2 separate regions of the Homo sapiens genome follow, and region 2 is linked to region 1. A link is a contact called in ENCODE Hi-C or POLR2A ChIA-PET data. All regions are on one chromosome and are shown on one strand. The core of a region is the stretch at or near the end of the contact, and the rest is flanking DNA. Distances in the headings are between cores, read along the strand shown.

Region 1 (5,730 bases), core at 751-3,250:
TATTTATTATTTTGTGGGTGGCCATTTTCTGAGTAGTCATATTGGTGAGCAACAAAACCCTATTGAAAAGAGAGATACTGCTGATTTATGAATTTAGAGATACCTGTATCCCCATTAATAAGCAAATAAATAACATCAACCACATACTCATTAAAAATCCCCAAAATGCTGCAAAGCTTCTATGTTAGTATTCTAACTCTAAAAATAAATAAATAAATAAATAAATAAATGAAAATGCTGTTACTATAACACCTTCTAGCAATCATTACCAATAGGTGCTTGAGCAGTGAATATAAATGATGGATTTCAGCTCCCTCAGTTTGAAGTTGGGAAGTTAACAGGCCAGGGGTAAGGGTCCCCAGAAGTAGAGGATGGGGGTAAGGAGCCCCCAAGAGAAAAGGCAAAGAGAAGAGAGGTGGGAGGTGACAAATGACACTGCATCCCTCTTCCCTTGTGGGAGCCAGCCTTTGTGCCTTCCATCAGCTGCAGGTAGAAGCCAGGTGAGAGGCCACTGGAGCCCTATGGGCCATCAAGGCAGGAAGCATCTCTGGGTAAAGATGTGGGGAGTAGGCAGATATGGGGCTTGTGCTCCATGGCTGTTTTTGGAGTCAGGGCTTACACTCTTTGGTTCAAAACTTATTGTAGTAAACTGTATTCCCAGAGGACCCCTCAATTAAAGTATCACTACCCTCATAGAATGGAAGTGAATGTATTCACATTCATACACAATGATGGATTCTTTTTGCTGTTGTATTTGTTGTAAAAGTCGAGGCTTTCCCTTTCTTTCAAACTCTATAATACTGTTGTTTTTCCCCCTAAAAGCATCATTATACACACAGTGTTCTAAGAAAAAGTGCACCAGGGAATTAGCACTGGGGCCTGAAGTACTCTGGAATGTCCCTTTTATTAGGGCAAAGTCTTTCCTCTCTTTCCTTTCCATTTTTTTTTTTGTTTGTTTGTTTCTATTTAAAAGCTCTATTTTAGGCTGGGCGCAGTGGCTCACGCCTGTAATCCCAGGATTTTGGGAGGCCAAGGCGGACGGATCATGAGGTCAGGAGATCGAGACCATCCTGGCTAACACAATGAAATCCTGTTTCTACTAAAAATACAAAAAATTAGCCAGGCGTGGTGGCGGGCCTGTAGTCCCAGCTATTTGGGAGGCTGAGGCAGGAGAATCGCTTGAACCCAGGAGGCGGAGGTCGCAGTGAGTTGCGATCACGCCACTGCACTCCAGCCTGGGCGACAGAGTGAGACTCTGTCTCAAAACACACACACACACACACACACACACACACACACACACACACACACACAACCTCTATTTTAAAGAAAAGTCAAAGGGAAAAACTCCACCTGTGTTTGCTCTACCCTAAGTCAATTGCTTTCATTTTCCTTTGTTCCTGTCTAGTCTCTATTATGAACATGCTACTCAAGTTTTTATTCATTCTTAATGGCTTTATGATATTTCATTTAGCTGGTCTTTTTTTTTTTTCTTTTAAATCCAATCTTTCCCTTACTGCGGGATGTTTTAAGGTCAGGCCTCAGTGAGCCTCTATGCACATATGGTTTCTTCTTCTGGAGTCTTTTCTGGAATAATTCTGGGAGTGGGCTCAGCCTGCGGGAGAGTAACATTTTTATAACTTGATAGATGTAGCTGAGATGCCTCCCAGAGGGGAGACCCGCCTCTCCTCCGGCAGCTGTGCACGTAGGCTTGTTCCCAGCAGCCTGGCCAGGGTGGTCCACCTGGTGTTTCTCATCTTCTTTCCCCGGAGCGCTGACTCCTGCGCGTCCTCTTGGAAGACTCTTGACAGGACGGGTGTTTTATGGGTGTGATTCAGTGTCCTCTTGCATCAGTTCAATGTGGTGGTGTTCAATCAACCCTTGTAGCGTTAGCAAAATTTGCTCAAGTCATTCCGCAGGAATGTCTGTGTCTTGCTTCCAAGAAAGCTTGTAAGTGCCGGCAACAGGCCAAGCAGCTCACAAACCTGACCACAAGCCTGTGAGTAATTGTGGGGCAGCACTTAGCAGTCTTTTATTTTCGACTTATTAAAGTCTCATCTTGGCCTCACCTTCTCCCTGGAAGGTGGCGTGGGTGGGAACCACTGGGTCAGATCTTTTTCACCCTTGCCGTGGAGCCAGTTTCCTGTTGCATGTGGGGGAAGCAACATGTGGTGAAGAGTATAGAAAACGAAAACATGTGGGTACAGTATGTATAAGTGGAGGGAACAAACTCATAATTCCAACTAGTTTCTCATGAGAGACTCATGAATCATTGTGGTAGTTCTCAATATAAACTTAATCTAGGCCGGATGTGGTGGCTCACACCTGTAATCTCAGCACTCTGGGTGGATCACTTGAGGTCAGGAGTTTGAGACCAGTCTGACCAACATGGAGAAACCCCATCGCTACTAAAAATACAAAATTATCCAGATGTGGTGGCTCACACCTGTAATCCCAGCACTTTGGGAGGCTGAGGCGGGTGGATCACTTGAGGTCAGGAGTTTGAGACCAGCCTGACCAACATGGAGAAACTGTGTCTCTACTAAAAATACAAAATTAGCTGGGCGTGGTGACGCATGCCTGTAATCCCAGCTATTTGGAGGCCGAAGCAGGAGAATCGCTTGAACCTGGGAGGCAGAGGTTGCAGTGAGCCGAGATCCTGCCATTGCACTCCAGCCTGGACAACAAGAGCAAAACTCCATTTCAAAATAATAATAATAATAATAAACTTAATCTCTAACTCTGTTACTCCCTGTAGCATTTGCAAGGACCCTAGGGCTGGATGTTTCTCAGAGGGATAGTCTAGTACCCTAGCTCATGCTCGAGTTACTTCTGTGCAAGTGACTGTTCTTGTCTGGGTCTGTCCTTGAACATCTCTGGAGATGAGAAAATCACCGAGATTTAACTTTGTTCCATCCTTTCTTTCACTAGAGATTGAGATGGACGTGCTGGTGTAATCCTTTCTTCTTGGCCGCTGCCCTGGGGTGATCCACACAAGCCCAGTGCTTTCTTCATGTCGCCCTCGTAGGGCTGAAGGTGGCAGAGTACTCTACTTCTCGCTGTTGCGTTTCTTTATTTGACACTCACCTAAGATAAAACCTTTTGTGACTCCTGACTCTTAATTTTTCTCCTGTTTCTCAGTTGACAGTGGACTTATGCCCAAACTCTAGCTGAGGAGTGGAAGAACTTGAATAGAACCTCATCCAAATTCCTGGGTAGCAAGTCTGTGTTCCTGCTGGTGATAGTAGTAGTAAAGTTATTGTAGTGTTTGCACAAGAAAAATGTGAAAATTCAGGACCAAGTTTGGGGGAAAAGTAGAGCAAAACAAAATAGAAGATCAAAAGCTGGGAATTAGTAAAAAAGAAGTGGATGAGGAAGAATGGTATGAAGAAAAATGAGAAAAGCAAATGAAAATGAGGCCATGCAAAAAATACATGAATCAGAAAATTAAATCTAGGAATGGGATGATTATAGAGAAGGAAAGATGGTTCGGTGTAGCTGGTGATCAGTAGAGGAGATAGTCACGGAGGAGGATTTATCCATCAAATATCGTGTGCCTCCACCACACAAGTTTCTCTCCTGCCTTCCTCTTCTTCTGGGACTGTCCGAAGGACCAGAGTAAGTACCACAGCATCTGTTAACCCTTTGCTATTGTTAATTGTTAGATGTGTCTTGCTTCCTCTTCTCCCCATCCCCACCCCACAAACAAACAGAAGTGCTTGATCCAAGATCCCTGAGGGTATCTGTCCCCTGAGAGGGTCAGCTCGGCCAGGCTAGAGCGTCCAGTCACTCAGTCAAACTCAGTCTAGATGTTGCTGGGAAGGTATTTGGTACATAGTTGACTTTAAGTAAATGAGATTATTCTCCATAGTCTGGGTGGGCTAAATCCAGTCCATTGAAAGGCCTTGCAAGCAGAACTGAGATCTCCCTGAGGAAGGAGAAATTCCACCTGCAGACTGTGGGGTAGTTCCTGCCTGGAGTTGCCGGCCTGCCCTCCTGATGGCCTGTCCATGGCTTTCTGACTTGCCAGGCCCACAGTCACATGAGCCAATTCCTTGAAATAAATCTCTTGATGTATGTGTGTATGTGTGTGAATCTTACTGGCTTTGTCTGGTAGAACCCTGAGTGATACATCCCTAAACCTTTCATTCGACTTAACATTTGTTTCATAGCAGTTGGGTACGTTATTAACTATCTTGCATTTTCTCCTACTTCACGGATGTCTTGTGGCTCCTCTCAGCCTGGGCATTTTCTCCTACCAAATCAGGTGCAAAATATGTGCCCCAGCTATGCATGTGTTACTCCACTGTGGAAAAATCTCAGGTTTTAACTAAGGAAGCAGAAGCAAGGAGTTTTTCAATAAAAGGGGTTCCTTAACACTGTCTGGGATCTCTTTGCCCAATGATTTTCAGGACGCGAAACCATGTTTTGAACTAACAGTGATTGTAGTATTCATTGCTTTGTATGATTTTTAAATAATCTTTTCTTTGTATGTGTGACTTGAGAATTTTACCTTAAAATGGAGTAAGTACTGATTGCTAAACTGATCAATGTTAACAGAACCACAGAAGGGCTGGACTCAGGTAGGGTTCCCATCTCCGCACAGCTGTGTTGCCCGTCACCTATTATAAGGAATCGCTTGTCAGTTCCCTGTTTCAACACAAGCACTTGTTTCTGCCTGTCATGCTGCTGCGATTATTTATCAATGACAAATGATTATTTGTCATTGTTATGATAATATTAGGCCACAGATGTCACAAGGCTTTGGGTGGAATTAAGCTCAGTGGCAAAATTAAGCAACCTGAGCTTCAAAACATCCTAAATGGAAAAGCTTTAGTTCAGCACCAAGTGCAGCAGGGAGAAACTCAAACGTTTGCCTTGGGGACATGATATCCTAGTTGTGGAGCTTCTCAACTGAATGCCTTGTGGTCCTTTTCTTTCTCTATATTTAGCTTCTTGGTAAAAACTCAAGCTTTGAGAAATCCATTTCAGAAATTCAAATGGGCAGAAAGAAGCAGTGAGGAAGGGAAAGTATCAAAACGTTTTTCCCTTTCTAACTTGTTCTACTGGTGAATAGTGACTGATGGAAGACCCACAGCCCTCCTCTAGATGAAATCAGGCAGAACTGAGAACATGGGAGTTGGAGGGAATGTGGTTCCTCCCAGGTCATGGGGCAGCATGGAGAACCCTTCTCAGGCGTTAGTTAGGGGCTGTTAGCTCAGATGATACAAACCAAAAAGGACCTACTCTTGAGTGGCTCACCTTTTTTCTATTTTGCAATCCTAAAAATGATTTTTTAAAAATCAGCTCTAAAAATACTAAATACGATTCTAAAAGAGCCAAGCCAAATAACACTGCAAGTATAGGGTGGCTTCCATGTTTGCATACTTCCCAGTTTGAATACTAAAATGAAAACTTGGGGCTGTTTGGAATGTTGGCCTGGAAAGCAAGGGTGAGGGAGCGACTGCAGGCCGCCTGGCTGCCTTTCACAGCATTCCAGAGCCCACGGGGGTGCGAGGGGCCACAGCCCAGGCCTTCCAGCAGCCTGGAGAGAGGGCAGGGAGCCACCCTTCCTGCCTCCAGACCTCCTGCCAGGGAGAGGAGGCGACAATGCCTGTGTTCCACACGGGATTCTTGACGGTTCCGGGAGTTTCTGTGGGCCTTAGGTAGATATCCCCCAGCCCCCGTGATGCCCCGACCCGTTACAGCTTCGCTATTGGGAGTGAAAGG
Region 2 (5,720 bases), core at 665-3,164, 110 kb before region 1:
TGCCTCAGCCTCCCGAGTAGCTGGGACTACAGGCGCCTGCCACCACGCCTGGCTAATTTTTAGTAGAGACGGAGTTTCACCGTGTTAGCCAGGATGGTCTCGATCTCCTGACCTTGTGATCCGTCCGCCTCGGCCTTCCAAAGTGCTGGGATTACAGGCGTGAGCCACCGCGTCCAGCCACTTTTGCTTTCTTTTGAGACAAAGTCTTGTTCTGTTAGCCAGGCTGGAGTAGAGTGGCAAAATCATAGCTCACTGCAGCCTTGAACTCCAGGGCTCAAGAGATCCTCCTGAGTAGCTGGGACTACAGGAATGCACCACCACACCTGGCTAATTTAAATAAATCTGTATTTTTTTTGTTTGGTACCAGAAGGATTAAAGTTATAAATATATGTACACATAAATAAATAAATATATAAACACACACACACACACACACACACACACATATATATACACACACACTAGAGATGCGGGGGGGGGGGTTCTCACTATCTCGCACAGGCTGGTCTCAAACTCCTGGCTTCAAGCAATCCTCCTGCCTCAGCCTACTGAGTAGCTGAGACTACAGGCGGCACCAGCCTGGATAAGTTTTTTAATTTTTTGGTAGAGACAGGGGTCTCGCTTTGTTGCCCAGGCTGGTCTTGAACTCCTGGCCTCAAGCTATTATTTACTACTCAGCTTCCCAAAGCGCTGGGATTTCAGGCATGACTTTGCAGGGAGCAGCAAACAAGCCAGTCTGCTGCCCCCATAGCCTCCGGTAGTGAGCAGTCACAGGATGCTCACTCCCTGGGTGCCTTGATTATTATATTGGCTGCCTGTGTAACTGACTACAGAAACTGCTCCATCAGAAGATGGAAGCTTTGGAGCCTTGTATTCTCAGCCAGAGCAGGCGCGGTTGCTCAGGCTAGCGGCTGTCTCAACAATGTACTGTAACATTCCCTCCAAAAAGTCCTCAACATTTAAGCTTGCCTTCTACTGTGTGTAAGTTGCATGTCCGAAACACTCCATTACGGATATGGGAATATAATCAATCCATGTGACTTAGCCAATCTGATGAGTGAGAGATGACTTATCTTCCTTGTGTTACTTTTCATTTCTCTTGAGGTTGAATACTTTACAAATATTTATCGATAATTTGTGAAACTGTTCTTTAAAAAACAAAACAAAACAAAAAAACCTAACCCCTCCCCTGAGATTTCTCTTTCCACGTTCCTGACTCAGGGGAAACAAAGGAAGACTTCCTTTTATCATCTCAGTGTTGGCTGCGGTTCCAGCTTGAGTACTGTCTCCTCTGTCTAATGACTGTGTCATTTCCCGTTCAGCTTGTGCTGTGTGGACGCACACCACTGTCAGGCAATGTGTGATGCCCCTTCCTCTTGGTCTGTTCCGGGCTCCAAGAAGGCCAGGAGTCAGGGCACGAGGGCATTTCCTTTTTCTGATACATAAACCGAGTGCAGAGTGTGCTCCGTGGAGGAATTCAGACGTGTCCTTCCGTAGCGCAGATGAACGCATCAGGTGTTCTCTTTCACTGCTGTCGCAGTCCCTGCGCCCAGTTCGCAGTTGGCGGCAGCGGCAGGCGTCTTTCAGAGACGAATTAGCAAAGGGGACATTCTCTGACAGTTTCTCTAGGGTGCTTTAGCGCTAGAGCCCGTGCCAGCCTGCCCGTGTCCCCTCCTATAGACACGGACTTCACGGTGAATGCTGACAGTCACAAGCGCGTGGTCTTCCCGCTTTCCACCCCCCGACGTGCCCCCGCGCTGGTCCTGCCCCTGCCCACGAGGGTCGGCGCGCCGTGTGTCTCCCGGTGTCTCGGGCCCGCGGCGCGCACCCCACTCAGGGACCAAGCGGCCCTCCCCGCCCTCCCGGTCCGCGCGCGCAGCCAATGGGCGCGGGACCCGCCCTCCCCGGAGCCCAGAGCTCGCAGCTCCGCCGGCGCCTGGTCCCAGCGCCCGCGGCGCCGCGTCCCCGGCCCAACCATGGCGTCCTCCGCGGCCGGCTGCGTGGTGATCGTTGGCAGGTAAAGGGCTCCGAGCCGCGCTGCTGCCCCTGGAGCCCGGGGAGACGCCGGGGACGTGGTGCCCTCGCGTGGGGCCCTCGGGGTGGGCGCCGGGTCGCTGTCCCCGCCCCGGCCTCCGGTCCTCCGAAGCCCTGCGCCCTGCGGCCCCTACGGCGCTGGCGGGCTCGGGGAGAGGCGCGGCTGGAGGGGCTTGGCAGGTGGAGGCGCCCCGCGGAGTTGGGTCTGCTTCCCGGGAGCCAGCGTTGCAGGAGGTTCCGAGGTTGACCGCCCAGGCCGCGGGGCCTGCGGTTCCTGGACTCTGTTGAATGTCGCCGCGTCTGCCCGCAGGTCCACATAGAAGTGCCAGGCACCGTGTTGAATGAAACGAATTCTGGCTGCGATCCTGCGACGACTGTGTTCTCATCCCCATTTTACGAATGAGAATACTGAGACTAAGCAGTTTACCTAAGGTCACAGGCGTTTAGTGACGGAGACAGGACTAGCCCAGCAGGGAGGGTGCCAGCGCAGTCCTGTCGGCGACGATGTCGCTGGAGGCCGCAGCAGGTGTTAGGCGAACATACACGCAGTCCTAATTCCTGGGCGAGGCGATGTTTCCAGAGGGGAGGTGGGGGCCGATGGAGCCCAGAGAGTTTGCTAAGTGTGTCCATTTAACAGCTTAAATTCTGCCCAAACTGATTTTTAGTGTGTGCTTCCCCCACCCCGCCCCCCACCCCTACGGTTACAATCCTTGCTATTTTTGTTTTTTAAAAAGGGGCATTTGTATGTACCTTTCTTTGGCCAGCTGTTAGCAGCAATCTATAAACATGTTAATACTTGCTATTGATAGTTAAAAGCACCTTTTTGGTGACTGCTGTTGAGGTGTTGGCCTGCCCCCGACTCCGCCCCCCATCAGTGTACAACCCGGTGTGGAGACCACTTCCAATGTCAGGGTGTTTCCTTCCCACTGAAGGAAGGCATCAGATTCCTTGTTGTCAGCTTTCTTTTCTCCAGAGCAGTGGAGTTAACTGTGCCTTTGTTCTTTCTGGCCCATGAGTGCCCGTGGTTGAATAGTGAAGGCATATTAAAAAGTGCACTTTGGGCCGCGCGCGGTGGCTCACCCCTGTAATCCCAGCACGTTGGGAGGCCGAGGCAGGCGGATCATCTGAGGTCGGGAGTTCGAGACCAGCCTGACCAATATGGAGAAACTCCGTCTCTACTAAAAATACAAAATTAGCCGGGCGTAGTGGCACATGCCTGTAGTCCCAGCTACTCGGGAGGCTGAGGCAGGAGAATCCTTTGAACCCGGGAGGCGGAGGTTGCGGTGAGCCGAGATGGTGCCATTGCACTCCAGTCTGGGCAATAAGAGCGAAACTCCGTCTGAAAAAAAAAAAGTGCACTTTGTACCAGTGGTGGTAGTTACCTCTGTCTTGCATTTTATTAATAGTTACCAGAGTTTATGTGTGTGTGTATATATATACACTCACACATATATATACACACACAGTTTTTACACGCATGCGTGCGCGCACGCGCACACACACACAATTTTAATAGGATAGGGTCTCGCTCTGTCGCCCAGGCTGGAGTGCAGTGGCACTATCATGGTGGATCTCCACCTTCCGGGCTCAAGCCATCCTCCCACAGCAGGCATGTGTCACCATACCCGGCTGATTTTTAAAATTTTTAGGTAGAGATGGGGTCTCACCATCTTGCCCTGGTTGGTCTTGAACTCCTGGGTGCAAGCGCTTTGGCCTCCCAAAGTGTTGGGGTTACAGTTGTGAGCCACCTTGCTTGGCCTTGTATAGGTCCATCATGCCTTGGAGTAGTGTTATGCATGCACCTAATACATGTGAAGTAAAGTTTTAGTTGATTGTGCAGTTATCTGGCTGTGGGTGGCTCAGTCTACTGAGGAGGAGCTTCAGTTAACAGTTTACTTCTGATTCCTTGAGGGATGTTGATAAGGAATTAGAGAAAGGCTTCCAAACTTTAAGGACCACATAATTCTCTGGGGCCTCTGCTTGTTTCTTTGTTTTCTGGTGTGAAAATCTTGTCTTTCCCCCACCCTCAGCACTTCAGCACACACCCAGCTCTGCCTCTGGGACAGTGCTGGTTTCTTCCCTTCCTCTTTACCACCCTTCTTTCTCGTCCCTCTATTTCTTTCCTGGCCCCACAGGTGATTCCAAGGAACACCCACTTAACAAATAGGGCTTGGGGAATGTCAATTAATTTGCCAAAACCTGGTTCAGTTTCATTCTTAGGTTTCAACAGACCAAAATATACATATTTCAATTTCAGGAGCATATTGTGTTTTCAGCTTTCCTTATCAGTTTATAGATTTCATCTTGAAAGTACCTGCTAGGAATACAGTCCCACTTAATTCTTTTCCGCTGATCTTTTTCCAAAGTTCACTCTTCCTTAGGGCCACTTAGCTGTCCTATAAACATCCAGGGCAAGTCCCTTCAGAATGGGGAGGGCTTGAAAGAGGATGAGAGAAACTCTTTTGGGCCTAGGGCTGCAGGAAAATCTGGTAGTGATAACTTTTAAAAATGGGAGTAGAAGTCCAGGCATGGTGGCTCATGCCTGTAATCTCAGCACTTTGGGAGGCCTAGGAGGGCAGATCACCTGAGGTCAGGGGTTCGAGACCAGTCTGGCCAACATGGCGAGATCCCGTCTCTACTAAAAATACAAAAATTAGCCGGGCGTGGTGGTGCATGCCTGTAATCCCAGCTACTCAGGAGGCTGAGTCAGGAGAATCGCTTGAACTCAGGAGGCGGAGGTTTCAGTGAGCCAAGATCACACCACTGCACTCCAGCTGGGGGATAGAGTGAGACTCCATCTCAAAAAAAAAAAAAAAAAAAAAAAAGTAGAAATGGGTATCATGAAGATAAATTTGCATTGGAGTAGTGTTCTAAGGCTTTCATTTTGTTAGCCTTACCTTTATAAAACACTGTGTTTCTAAATCGCTAAAATATGAGTTCTGTATTTGTATACACACTGCAAGATTCAGCTTGTAGCCCTTGAGCTTGTTTAGAATAGGAACACAAAATGTTCCTGGTGCAGGGCATGCCCTTTCTCCTGTCCTGCTTTTTAGGGGGCACACTCTTTCAGGATCAAGCTCAGGGACTGTCTCCTCCAGGAAAAGTTCTGCTTCTGGGCCTTTCCCCTAAGGATAGAAACTGTATTGTTGCCATTTGTATCCACCATGCGTGGTCCCAATAGACAGATAGTTGAGCGTTTGTAACAGAGACTGCTTATTTTTTAACTGATGTGCCCTATGAAGGGCTTGGTAGGACGTTGTTTTATATCAAGAAAAACATCCCATAAACTAGAAAGGCAAGAAAGAAAGGTATCCTATAAACTACAGTCTCCTTCATTTTTTTTAATTCCAAAATTTTGTTTGGGGTGATTGTACTTTTTTTTTTTGAGACGGATTCTTGCTCTGTCAGGCTCAGGCTGAAGTGCAGTGGCACCATCTCAGCTCACTGCAACCTCTGCCTTCTGGATTCAAGCAATTCTCCTGCCTCAGCCTCCCAAGTAGTTGGGACTACAGGCACGAACCACCATTGCTGGCTAATTTTCGTATTTTTAGTAGAGACAGGGTTTCTCCATGTTGCCCAGGCTGGTCTCGAACTCCTGGCCTCAACTGATCCGCCCACCCTAGCCTCCCAAAGTGCTGAGATTACAGGCGTGAGCCACTACACCTGGCCTGTGCATTTTTTATAAG

What was found. A loop is a pair of places that touch in the nucleus more often than their neighbours do. ChIA-PET counts read pairs that join two places held with the same protein, here RNA polymerase II (POLR2A). Pooled maps may share reads with other maps.
Region 2: a loop to region 1 is called in a pooled map, with 10 times the contacts of the local background. The contact joins the promoter of CRYL1 here to the enhancer-like site in region 1. A Hi-C loop is called at or near these places in 2 of 37 single-sample maps with no recorded cell type and 11 of 50 pooled maps. POLR2A ChIA-PET finds 5 or more read pairs at or near these places in 4 of 52 experiments (BJ, GM12878, Panc1 and 1 more).

The regions. Positions count from the first base shown.
Region 1 is chr13:20,416,286-20,422,015 of GRCh38, reverse strand. The region is part of intron 5 of CRYL1 (crystallin lambda 1); the gene reads left to right. Among named protein-coding and RNA genes, the nearest start is that of MIR4499, 15 kb to the left of the region's middle. RefSeq lists enhancers at 1,790-2,989, 5,575-5,730. Within about 2 kb of position 2,000, at least 17 of the 41 ENCODE cell types and tissues checked have a DNase peak (open chromatin) inside an H3K27ac peak, as active enhancers do; they include Panc1, where a contact is called at or near this core.
Region 2 is chr13:20,522,051-20,527,770 of GRCh38, reverse strand. CRYL1 (crystallin lambda 1) reads left to right here and starts at 1,914. Exons shown (of 8, transcript NM_015974.3): 1 at 1,914-2,017. The coding sequence starts at 1,977. RefSeq lists an enhancer at 1,399-1,508 and a silencer at 1,689-2,238.